Regions from separate parts of the Homo sapiens genome. Here region 2 is linked to region 1. A link is a loop called in an ENCODE intact Hi-C map of the cell type or tissue named here. Cell type or tissue: CD4-positive, alpha-beta T cell. All regions are shown on one strand. Links, peaks and the distances in the headings refer to the core of each region. The heading gives the core; the rest is flanking DNA.

What was found. A loop is a pair of places that touch in the nucleus more often than their neighbours do. Peaks named below come from ENCODE experiments on the same cell type or tissue, not always from the same donor. Only the 100,000 strongest peaks of a DNase experiment are listed, where the experiment ranks them.
Region 2: it touches region 1 in a loop (2.2-fold over the local background); 24 of 110 quality-filtered maps call a loop at or near these places.

The regions. Positions count from the first base shown.
Region 1 is chr17:6,433,873-6,439,945 of GRCh38, reverse strand. AIPL1 (AIP like 1 HSP90 co-chaperone) reads left to right here and starts at 4,825. Exons shown (of 6, transcript NM_014336.5): 1 at 4,825-4,937; 2 at 5,848-6,027. The coding sequence starts at 4,842. LOC107985017 (a long non-coding RNA gene) reads left to right here. Exons shown (of 3, transcript XR_001752776.2): 3 at 2,609-2,648. In CD4-positive, alpha-beta T cell, for the core only: a CTCF peak has its summit at 3,769 (motif pointing right); a DNase peak (open chromatin) is centred at 3,775; H3K27me3 peaks cover 50 bases.
Region 2 is chr17:5,704,404-5,709,927 of GRCh38, reverse strand. No RefSeq gene overlaps it. Among named protein-coding and RNA genes, the nearest start is that of NLRP1, 120 kb to the right of the region's middle. In CD4-positive, alpha-beta T cell, for the core only: a CTCF peak has its summit at 2,880 (motif pointing right); a DNase peak (open chromatin) is centred at 2,897.

The DNA of each region.
Region 1 (6,073 bases), core at 1,074-6,073:
TCCAGGGGCTCTTTGTCCAAGAGCAAACATTCCACTAGTTTCCTTGACCTCCTGAAACTGTCAATCTGATGGAAGACATAGACATTAAACACATCATTGTAAACAATTACAATGGGGCAAAATAGCATGAATGTGCAGTGCTAGGGAGAAGTGACAGGGTATAAGGGGCATGGGGAGATTGACAGGAGCTGGAGGTCAGGGTAGTCTTCCCTGAATGTGTGGTGTTTGAAGTGAGGAGCTAGTGGGCCAGTGGTTGGGAGTCTGGAGCATTGCCAAGCGTTAGGACTGGGGAAAGCCTAGACAAAAAGGGTGGGGCTGAGATGAGGGGCTGAGGGTAGGGGATGGGGTGGCAAGAGACAGGGTCTGTAGGCCAGAGAAGGAGCTTAAAATTTGTCCTGAAGGTGGTGGCAACTCTTTGCTGAATTTGAAGAGGGCAGTAGGTTATTAGATTGGCATTTTAATAAAGTCCATGAGGAGACTGGTTTGGGAGCAGCTATGGTTTTAATGTGTCCCCCAAATTTCATCTGTTGGAAACCGAATCCTCAAATTCGTATGTTGATGATATTTATGGGTGGGACCTTTGGAGGGTCATTAGGATTAGATAATATTATCAGGGTAGGACCCTGTGATAGGATTGGAGGCTTTACAAGAAGAGGAATGGAGACCTGAGCTGATGTGCGTGCTCTTGTCCTCTCACCATGTGATGCCTTCCACCACGTTATGATGCAGCAAGAAGGCCCTCACCAGATGCCAGCACCATGCTCTTGGATTTCCCAGCATCCAGAACTATGAGCTAAATAAATGTCTTTTTTAAAAAAATAAATTATGCATTCTGTGGTGTTCAGTTATAATCACAGAAAATGAACTAAGACAGGGGGCAAAGGGTTTCTGGGGCATCAGTCTGTAGCCTGTGGCACAACTCCAGGCACAGACCAGGAGTGAATCCTCATTCTTCTCAGCAGGGAAACCAACCCCCCTGGCATCGGCTTCAACATCCCCTTTTCTTCTCGCCCCCACATCCCCCAATCAGCTACAGGCTACATCTATCAGTTCTACTGTTTAAACATCTCTGCAATGTGTGTGTGCCCTTCGACCCTCTACAAAGGGAAACAACAGAAACAGTGGGAGAGTTTTAAGAAGTGTGAGAAGAGACATGATTGGATCCTTTTCACTGTGAATTATATCACCGATAGAAAACTGCCTAAGACATAAAATCTAGTGTCATGAATACAGTGAGTCCTTACTTAATGCTGTCAATAGGTGTTTGAAAACTGACTTTAGGCCGGGCGTGGTGGCTCACGCCTGTAATCCCAGCACTTTGGGAGGCCAAGGTGGGTGGATCACCTGAGGTCAGGAGTTTGAGACCAGCCTGGCCAGTGGCCAATGTGATGAAACTCCGTATCCACTAAAAAAAAAAAAAAAAAAAAAAAAAAAAATAGCTGGGTGAAGTGGCAGGCACCTGTAATCCCAGCTACTTGGGAGGCTGAGGCAGGAGAATCACTTGAACCCAGGAGGTGGAGGTTGCAGTGAGTCAAGATCGCGCCATTGCACTCCAGCCTGGGTGACAAGAGCAAAGTTCCATCTCAGAAAAAAAAAAAAAAAAAGAAGACTGACTTTAAATGAAATGACATATAAGGAAACCACCTTTTTTTCTCATCAACATTATAATGAAATGATGACATTGATTGAAACGATGTTATTTGAGGACCTGATGTATGTCCTTTCATTTCAGACTGCAGTTTCCAAGAACCTAAAAGGACATTAAGTGAGGACTTACTGTACTTATAAAGCCAACACCCATGTAACCATCACCTAGGTCAAGGGTGAGCACTGCCAGCATCCCAGAAGCAGACACTTGCCACCCGCAAGTGACAAGTGTGTTCTTCCTGTCTCCTTAGACTTTTATGATAAATACTTTTATTTTCCTTTGTAGTTTTGATACGGCTCTGATGACTGGAGGAACTCCAGGGTTCTTGGTCTTGCTCCAATAGGATTAACAACACGAACATACGTGGAGTAGTTTTAAGGAGTGAAAAGTTTAATAGGCAAGAAAGAAGGAAGGAAGAAGAGAATAGCCCCCCCATACAGAGACAGAGGGGGGGGATTTGAACAAAGAGAAAACCCCCTGTTTAGGGTGAGGGTGGTGGGAAGTAGCTGCTTATATGAGGAGGCTGAGGAGGTGGTGTCTGATTTCCATAGGGCCCAGGGGATTGGTTTGACCAGGTGTGTCATTTACAAACCCCGCAAAACACCTGGCCTTCCCACCTTAGTCCTTTAATATGCAAATGTGGGTCGCTATGATGTTCTGAACACAAGGTGTTATCTGGAGGTGGCCACGACACTCGGTACACCTGGTGACAGGGAAAAGACAGCAGGAATCTCCATATGAGTGAACCCAGTTTCTAATGGCCAGCATTTGCATGTCAAGGTTTGCCAGCCTGGCCCTTTAAGCAGCCTTTTCTGTTAGAAAAGAGATGGTTTGGGGGCTTGTTTTTTATTGCAGGAAAATTTCCACCAAGAACCTTTACCCTTACTATCTGCCTAAAAATTATTTCTTAATAATTCCTGTATTAGTTTTACTAAGTATCCATTTTACCTATGCATGCAGACCTCTCTAGGTTGCCGTGTGGCTGGAGAAAGGATGGAAGAGAGAAGGGGAAGGTTTTCAGCAGCCTTCTGCCTTCCAGGGATGGAGACTGGACCCTTGGGGATCTGGCCAGGATTCCCTGGGCCTGACCAGTTGGCCCAGGTTTGGTCTCCTCTATGCCAATGACTCCTCACGGGAAGCAAGACTTTCATGAGTGCCGGATTTCAGGGTGCCATTCACTGCTGCAGCCCTCCCAACTTCCCCTGAGAAGGAGCAGGAGAGGTCAATTTTCTCATTTCAGTTGGGAAAATGCAGTTAGAGAAAACGAGAGACATCCAAGGCAACAAGGTCAGTAAATAGGAAAGGATCAGCCCTTTGAACTTAGCTGTATCTGGCTCAGTCCAGTCTTCTTCTTCTTCTTCCTTCTTCTTCCCTCTTCCCTCTTCCCTCTTCCCTCCTCCTCCTCCTCCTCCTCTTCCTTCTCCTTCTTCTTCTTCTTCTGACACAGTCTCACTCTGTGCCCCAGGCTGGAGTGCAGCAGCATGATCTTGGTGCACAGCAACCTTCATCTCCTGGATTCAAGCGATTCTCCTGCCTCAACCTCCTGAGTAGCTGGGATTACAGGTGCCCACCACCACATCCGACTAAGTTTTGTAATTTTAGTAGAGATGGGGATTCATCATGTTGGCCAGGCTGGTCTCTAACTCCTGATCTGAGGTGATCCACCTGCCTTGGCTCCCAAAGTCCTAGGATTACAGCCATGAGCCACTGCACCCAGCCTAGTCTAGCATTTTTTGTTTTGTTTTGTTTTTTTGAGACAGAGTCTCGCTGTGTTGCTCAGGCTGGAGTGCAGTGGCACGATCTCAGCTCACTGCAACCTCCGCCTCCCGGGTTCAAGCGAGGCTCCTGCCTCAGCCTCCTGAGTAGCTGGGATTACAGGTGCGCACCACCATGCCTGGGTAATTTTTGTATTTTTAGTACAGACTACTAAAAATACAAAACTCCTGACCTCAGGTGATCCACCTACTTCAGCCTCCTTAGTCCCGTGTTTTTATCTCTCCCTGTAGCAGAGTCCTGCACCCCTTCCCTCTGCAACCGGTGAGCCTGGTGTCAGGAAGAGAATGGTTTCGTGGAGCTGAGTCCAGTGCCCTCAGGGTGCGGAGGTGTAGGAGCTTGAACTGGCCACACGGTGGTGCCAAACACCAGGTCTTCGCATTTATGTTTCCCAGCCCTTCTGGGCGTCCCTGATGCCCTCAATAAACTCTGCCTGGTTCCCAGGGCACAGGGCTAAGGGCCTCCAAAGGGGAGGGGAGGGGAGGGGAGGGGAGGGGATACCCACCCTTCCCCCAGCCAGACCTTGCAGGGGAGGCAGGAGCGGGGCTGCGGAGGGCGCCTCAACTTTACCCAAACCCACCCCGCCTTTCGTTCTCCGTCTTCCTTCTCTCCCAAGCCAGAAACCTGTCCCCTCTTGCCTTGGGCCACCATCGCAGGGCCTCCTGAAGGCAGATTCTGGGGAGGGGAGGGGGAACAGGGAAAGCAGAAAGGTGGCTGGATGGCAAAGGGCAGCTGTCACCCCGGCTGGCCTGGGGTCCTCGGGGACTTAGAGTCTGGGCCCAGCCCATGCCTCCCCTCCTTTTCCCCTTCAGTGGCCTCCAGGCCTCTCTCCACATCGCCAGGCTGGAGTGCAGTGGCGCTATCTTGGCTCACTGCAACCTCCGCCTCCCGGGTTCAAGCGATTCTCCTGCTTCAGCCTCCCGAGTAGCTGGAACTACAGGCGCCCGCCACCACCCCCGGCTAATTTTTGTATTTTTAGTAGAGATGGGGTTTCACCATATTAGCCAGGATGGTCTCGATCTCTTGACCTTGTGATCTGCCCGCCTCGGCCTCCCAAAGTGCTGGGATTACAGGCGTGAGTCACCGCGCCTGGTCCCCTGTCTTCTTTAAGAAAGCTCAGCGGACCTTTTTCCTTCTTGGGGTGGAACAAAAAGCCAAATCTAGCACAACCCTGGGCAGGGGCCCAGAATCACTGGAAGCAAAGGTGGATGGGATAGGAGGCGAGGCTGCCTGTGGACCACAGGCCCGGCCCGAGTGGCTCTGATGAGAAGCCGGGGCGCCTAGGTCACCGCCCCCACCGTCTGCCCTTCCCCCCACTCCTCCTGGCTGGGTAAATCCCAGAGTCTCAGCCGCCTAAGTGTCTTCCCCGGAGGTGAGATTATCTCCGCCTGTGCTGGACACCTCCCTTTCTCCTGCAGCCATGGATGCCGCTCTGCTCCTGAACGTGGAAGGGGTCAAGAAAACCATTCTGCACGGGGGCACGGGCGAGCTCCCAAACTTCATCACCGGATCCCGAGTGAGTGGGGCCCCTCCGGAGCAGACAGGGTCCCCCACAGCAGCTTTCAACATTCCAGGTGTGCCCCAAGGCACTGTAAACAGCTTTCAGCTGTGCCAAAAAAACAGCCAGGCAGCCCCAGCGCTGGGCCTCCGGGGAGCTCCCAGCGTTTACCCATTCAGGGGGCATTTTTGGTACTTTGCAGATTCAACTTTAGCATGGGCTGAGGGGAAGGGCTTTTGGGAATTTTCTGGGGCCCTAAATGTTGAGTGAGAAGAAAGGGAGTCCGAGGAGTCTTGGTATTTGTCCCCAAATGTCTGTTAGGCTTCCCTGGACTGAAGGGTGCGTCTGTGGCTACAGAATTCGGGCTTTGGCCAGGCGAGGCGGCTCCCGCCTGTAATCCCAGCACTTTGGGAGGCCAAGATGGGCAGATCATGAGGTCAAGAGTTCGAGACCAGCCTGACCAACATGTGAAACCCCATCTCTACTGAAAATACAAAAATTAGCCAGATGTGCTGGGCGCCTGTAATCCCAGTTCAGATACTCAGGAGACTGAGGCAGGAGAATCACTTGAGCCCAGGAGGTGGAGGTTGCAGTGAGCCGAGATCATACCACTGCACTCCAACCTGGGCAACAGAGTGAGACTCTGTCTCAGAAAAAAAAAAAAAAAAAAGAACTCGGGCTTACTTGAGGAAGGATTTCTGGACGCACAGGGCTGTGGGGAGTGGAATGGGGTCTGTAGGGAGGGGTGGGTCCCTCCTCCCTGGGGGGTGCAGGCAGGGTGGAGGTGCTCCAGGGGTCTGAGGCATCTGATGGGGTGAACTGAGTGAGCTGACCCTGGGGACAGCCCTGGGTGTCGGTGGCAAGGGGGTGGCTTCTGCCGGGCCTTGAACAGTGTGTCTAGAGCAGAGTGCACCGTCTCGGTGACTAGGTGATCTTTCATTTCCGCACCATGAAATGTGATGAGGAGCGGACAGTCATTGACGACAGTCGGCAGGTGGGCCAGCCCATGCACATCATCATCGGAAACATGTTCAAGCTCGAGGTCTGGGAGATCCTGCTTACCTCCATGCGGGTGCACGAGGTGGCCGAGTTCTGGTGCGACACCATCGTAAGTAGGCCCTGCGCGCCTGTCTCCTGGGACTAGTCTTTTCTGG
Region 2 (5,524 bases), core at 1-5,000, 730 kb after region 1:
GAGCACAAGCTTTTTGTAATGAAATAAATTTATTTTCAAAGGAAATTTGCAATCACTCTCCAACAAAGAAAAATCAGGAACATTAGCCAGTAAATAAAATTAACTGGTAAAAAATGAATACAGTGATTACCAGGAAATGAGGATTGGTCAAAGGATACAACATGTTAGTTAAATACGAGGAATGAGTTCAAGAGGTCTATTGTACAACATAGTGACCATAAGTATGTATTGTATTCTTGAAAATTATGCTAAGACAGTAGATTTTAAGTGTTCTTACCATAAAAAAATGGTAAGGATGTGAAGTAATGCGTATGTTAAATAACTCAATTTAGTCATTCCACCACATATACATTTCAAAACATCACATTGTACATGATAAATATATTTAGTTTTTATTTGTCCATTAAAAACAAATTAATTTTTTTTAATGAATCCAGTGAAAGCTAAGTACTACTGCCCACCGAAGGCTCTGAGTTCAAGGGAAAATTAGCAACTGCTAGAGAAGTGTTAAAATACATCAGCATCCAGCTGGGACTTTCTCCCTGATGGAATCAGAGGAGCAGTAGAGATTTGGAAAGTGAATCATTTTATCACTGCGTGATTCATTGTTCATTAGTATCTTTTCTGTGTACCTTTTAAAAATCGTCTCTGGTACCACCTAAAATCACATACCACTCTGGGAAAACACTGCTTTTTGAAACCTCATGGTGAGGTTTGAAGACTGTGGGGCTGTAGAACAAGAATCAGAACTTCTGCTGCAGTAAAGAGGCATCCTCAAAGTAATATCCCTATTGTGGGGAAACAACAGTTGTCATATACGGATGGTGAGAGTGTAAATTGGTTCAACAGTTTTGAACATACTCTTTGACCTGGTAATTTCTCCTTCCAGGTACTTGTCCTGCAATATAATTATGAGTCATTACAATATTGTTGTACAAGTTGAGCATCCCAAATCCAAAATCATCATTTAATGCTTCAAAATTCAAAACTTTTTGAGTACCAACATGACACTCAAAGGTAAATGCTCATTGAAATATTTCAGATTTCAGATTTCTGGATTAGGGATGCTCAACTAGTAAGTACATAATGCAAACATTCCAAAATCCAAAAAAATCTGAACTCCAAAACATTTCTGGTCCTAAGCATCAGATAAGGGATATTCAACCTATAATAGGAAAAGACAGAAGCAACCTACCCATCCATCAATAAGGAACATACTATAAGATGGAATATTATACAGCCATTAAAATTGAGAGACATGTACATGTACCAATACAGAGCAATTTCCAATACACATTATGTGAAGAAAGCAAGGTGCACAATATTGTATATATGTTCCCATACAGTTTAGAAAAAAAGTAAACATATATATTGTATCAGTTAGCAATTGCTACATGACAAACATCCCCAAAACTCAATGACATACAACAATAAGCATTATTTTCAGGCTCAAAGGTGTGCAGTCAGTTGGGACAGTTTTCTTTTTCTTCTACACTCCCACAGATAGGCTGGAGTGGCTCCAATCCACAGCTCTCATTCTTCTGGGATCAGCCAGCTAGCTAGGGCTTATTCCTCTCATGGTCATGGCAGAAGCACTAGAGGAGATTTCTACCAACTATATTTCAAATCTTTGTTCATGTCACACTGGTTCATATCCCATTAGCCAGAGTAAGTCATGGCCAAGTCCAATACCAATGGGGCCAGGGAGCATTTTCCTGGGAGGAAGAGAAGGAAAGTGGATATTTGCTGAACGGATATTTCTAAAAGTCCTAAAAATCATCTAAGTGAGATAGATAGATGGATGTATAAATACTTGAGATGTCACTCTTTGCACATATATATTGGACATATGGAAAGTCTCTAAGGAAGCGCACACAAGGAGTAATAATAGGTTGTATCTAGAGAGAAGAAGTGGGAGACAGGTAGGAAGGGAAGCTTATCTTTCATCATCTTTTTGTGAGATTTGATTTCTGGTATAATTTGCATATATCATGTTTTGCAAAAGAAAATCAAACACCACCTTTTCATCCACAAGGCATTTCCATATTGATTCTCTTCTTTGACACTCACACTGGAGTGAGGCATAAGGCAGGCAGAAGAGGGAGCTGACCCCACTTTGTGGATGAGAAGAAAACCAAGATCCAGCCAGGGAAGCCAACTTGCCATAGACCGGACAGCTAAAACAGGGCCAGGCCAGGGCTTGGACCCAGATCTGTCTTACACTGCAGACCCAAAGCGTCGCACAGCACCATGCGTCTTGCTGCATGGGCCACTGACCAGGGCAGGGTCCCCCTGTGGACCGCCATAGGGGTAAAACCCCTCAGGCCCAATGCACACCACAAGGGAGAGACTAAATGTGGACAGCCCTCAGAGATTGCTTTGTCCAACCAGGTCCTTTTTTTTTTTTTTTTTTTTTGAGACAGGGTCTCACTCTGTTGCCCAGGCTGGAGTACAGTAGCACGATCTCAGCTCACTGCAACCTCTGCCTCCTGGATTGAAGCAATCCTCCTGCCTCAGCTTCCCTAGTAGCTGGAACCACAGGTGCCCACCACCAAGCCTTGCTAATTTTTGTATTTTTTAGTAGAGACAAGGTTTCACCATGTTGGCCAGGCTGGTCTCGAACTCCTGACCTCAGGTGATCTGCCCGTCTCGGCCTCCCAAAGTGCTGGGATTACAGACAACCAGATCATTTTACAGATAGGCAAAGAAAGGCCAGAATCACAAAGCATGGCCCTTCCTCTCCCTGAATGTCCATCTCCCCATTGGCTCAGATAAGACCTTAACATCCACCTGAGAGGGTTGATGGAAGGAAAGCATTTTGCAGCCCAGGGAGTGTGAAGCATGATTTCAGGAACTGGCTTGCCCCACATTCATTCCCCACAGGACCGCCAGGAGGCAGCACCTTCTCCCTTTCTCTGGCTCAGGAATATGTAAACTGACCAACGCTAGAGCAGCTGGGTTCTCATGAGAGCCAAAGCACTGCTTTCAAGAAAAGCCAAAGGGCTTTGAGCCACTCATGCCTCAGAGAGCAGGTTGTTCTGCAATCGTGCATGTTAGTTTTGTAAGCAAATATGTCAGAGAATTGTTCTGCAGCGGATTTCATGCCTGAACCGGGATTGGGTTTATGTGGCCTCCTTTGCAGCTCAACACATAAATCGCTCCCTTACAAAAGCTCTGTCCCTGCGGGAAGGGCCTAGGTGGCTGCAGCACTAAAAACCTCCTCCTCCCTCTCCCACCCCAGATGGGTTTTCCTTGTGAGTCTCCTTCCCCACGGTGTCCCAGGAGGACAGCATCCTCTCTTGTCTGAGTGCCCTCCTCTCCCTTTGTCATCATCAGGCCCCACACCTGCTCAGAAGGCAGCAAAGAAGCAGGTAGGAGGAAACAAACCAAGGCACCAGATGCTGGTAAAGTAAGTGGGGCCCGTGGAGTCCCACTTAAGCCATTTTCAACTTTGCATCAAATGGAAATTTCTGCAAGCCGCACTGAAAGCTCCTACAATGACTAATGTCGCCAAGCAAGCTCTAGGAACGAATAGATGCTAATTATTTTGTGGAAGCCGAGACAAGTAGAGAATTTAAACAGAGGGCCTCACTAAGCAGATGGTGGGAAGTCTGAAGGCCCAGAAAGGCAGGCCTGCCCTGAGCACCGCCGCGCAATTGCTTAGCTCAGGGACCAGCTTGAAGTCCCTAGGTCGGCCAAGGTACCCCTCTGCCCAGCTCCCCATATGGCCTCCCAGCACTGGGCCCCCACTGGCTTTGCAGCTGGCCAAAGCTGGGCTTCTGGAGCTTCCTTCATAATGCAGGAAGGCCGGGAGGCTGGCATGAAGGTGAGCAACACCCAGGAGCTCATCAGGGAACCCCATCATTGACATCCCAGGGCTTTGGGAATAAGGTGTTTAATGCCACTTTTAAGCCTACCCCCTGCCCCCAGGAAGAAGAGGCACAGAAGAAGAGGTGTGTTTTCTTTTCCAAGATACACTGAAAAGGGCTTAAAACCAGAGAAGCAATGGGCTCAGCATCCCACCTTCCTCAGCCCAAACTGACCACAGGAATCCTGGCCGGGGCCTAGGTTCTCCCTCCCAGAAGTGATCCTCCCAGGCTAGGAGGTTGGAATCTGGCCATTTTCCACCCTAGCCCGCTGAACAACTGAACATGGCTAGCTTGTTCCTCTGTGGCCTCAGCCCAGGCCATTGTCTTCCTGGAATGCTCACCCTTAACCCTCTAATCACCTCCTACTGGACCTTCAGTATTCCCGGGTCACCTCCTCCCGACCCTCTCCTTGAGCCCCTCCCCTCCTGGCTGGGATCACCCAGTCCCCTGTGCTTGGCCTGCACTGCACTCGCTGCCCTGAAGTGTAAAGTGACTTTGAGTCCCTGGAGGACAGGGCCTGGCCTGGGGTCAGCATTCGGGAAACTACCTCCCTGGAGGTGAGCTGGCACCTGGAGAGCAAGGTCAGAGCCAGCCTCCCTCCAGATGGGAGCTAGCACGACCCCACACCCCACAGAGATAGTGGCAGCTCATTAAGAAGACGCAGGAGGTGGCAGGGAGCGGGGATGCTCTCAACTTCCCACTCCCTTTCATCTACTCAAGAGGCTTCGTCCCAAAGCAGTTGCAGAAGCCACAGAGAAGAGTGCTGCAGGGGCAAAGGAATTGCAAAAATCCCCAAGAACATGGAACCCACCCATCCTGCCCCCTGCAGGAGAGTTGGGGAAGGATAGCCAAAGGCAGAGCCAGACCAGGGCCACGTCCCCTGATTTCTAGTGCCAGGCCCTCTTGCCCACTCACAGACAAACTGACAATATTAATGGCAGAGGCACTCACATTAGGGCTCACTGTGTGCTTTACACGGGTTAACTCATTTAATCCTCTCATGTATATGGGAGTATATATATGCAGAATGTCACGACTGTTACAAAGACAGGTTGAGGCCAGATGGACCACCCCCCTGCCATCCCATATTCATATTTGTAACCCAAATGATACATATGAGGTCACAGCATCAATCCTCTCAATGCCTCAAGAGGCTAGAAACTATCACCATGAGTTGGTTATAAATAAGGAAACTGCGGCACAGAAGGGTTAGCTCATTTATCCAGGGTCACACAGCTCATAAGTTGCAGAGCTGGGATTTGAACTGTGGCTGCAGAGCCCACATGACTAAACAGGCATTCTTCCATCCACACCCTGACATGGAACAATGCCAGTGTACTCAGCTGATGCTTTGGGAGTCCTTACCCAACAGGACCTTCCTCGATCCAGAAGAGGATGCCCAAGAGTGGAGGTCAACTTTCTGGGGAAAGGACTAACTCCGATGTGTTTTCTGAATAGCACCCACTCGGTCATCTCTGTGGAGTATATATATTGACATATATCTCATATATATGTTAGACAGACAGACAGATAGATCAGCCATATCCATTATTTCTCATCACTAATCTATTGCCTGGTTCATTTCAAATGATTAAAGCATCCTGGGTTTTCCCTGCAAGTTGTGATACCTGGTGCAGAGAAAGCCCAGTGGACAC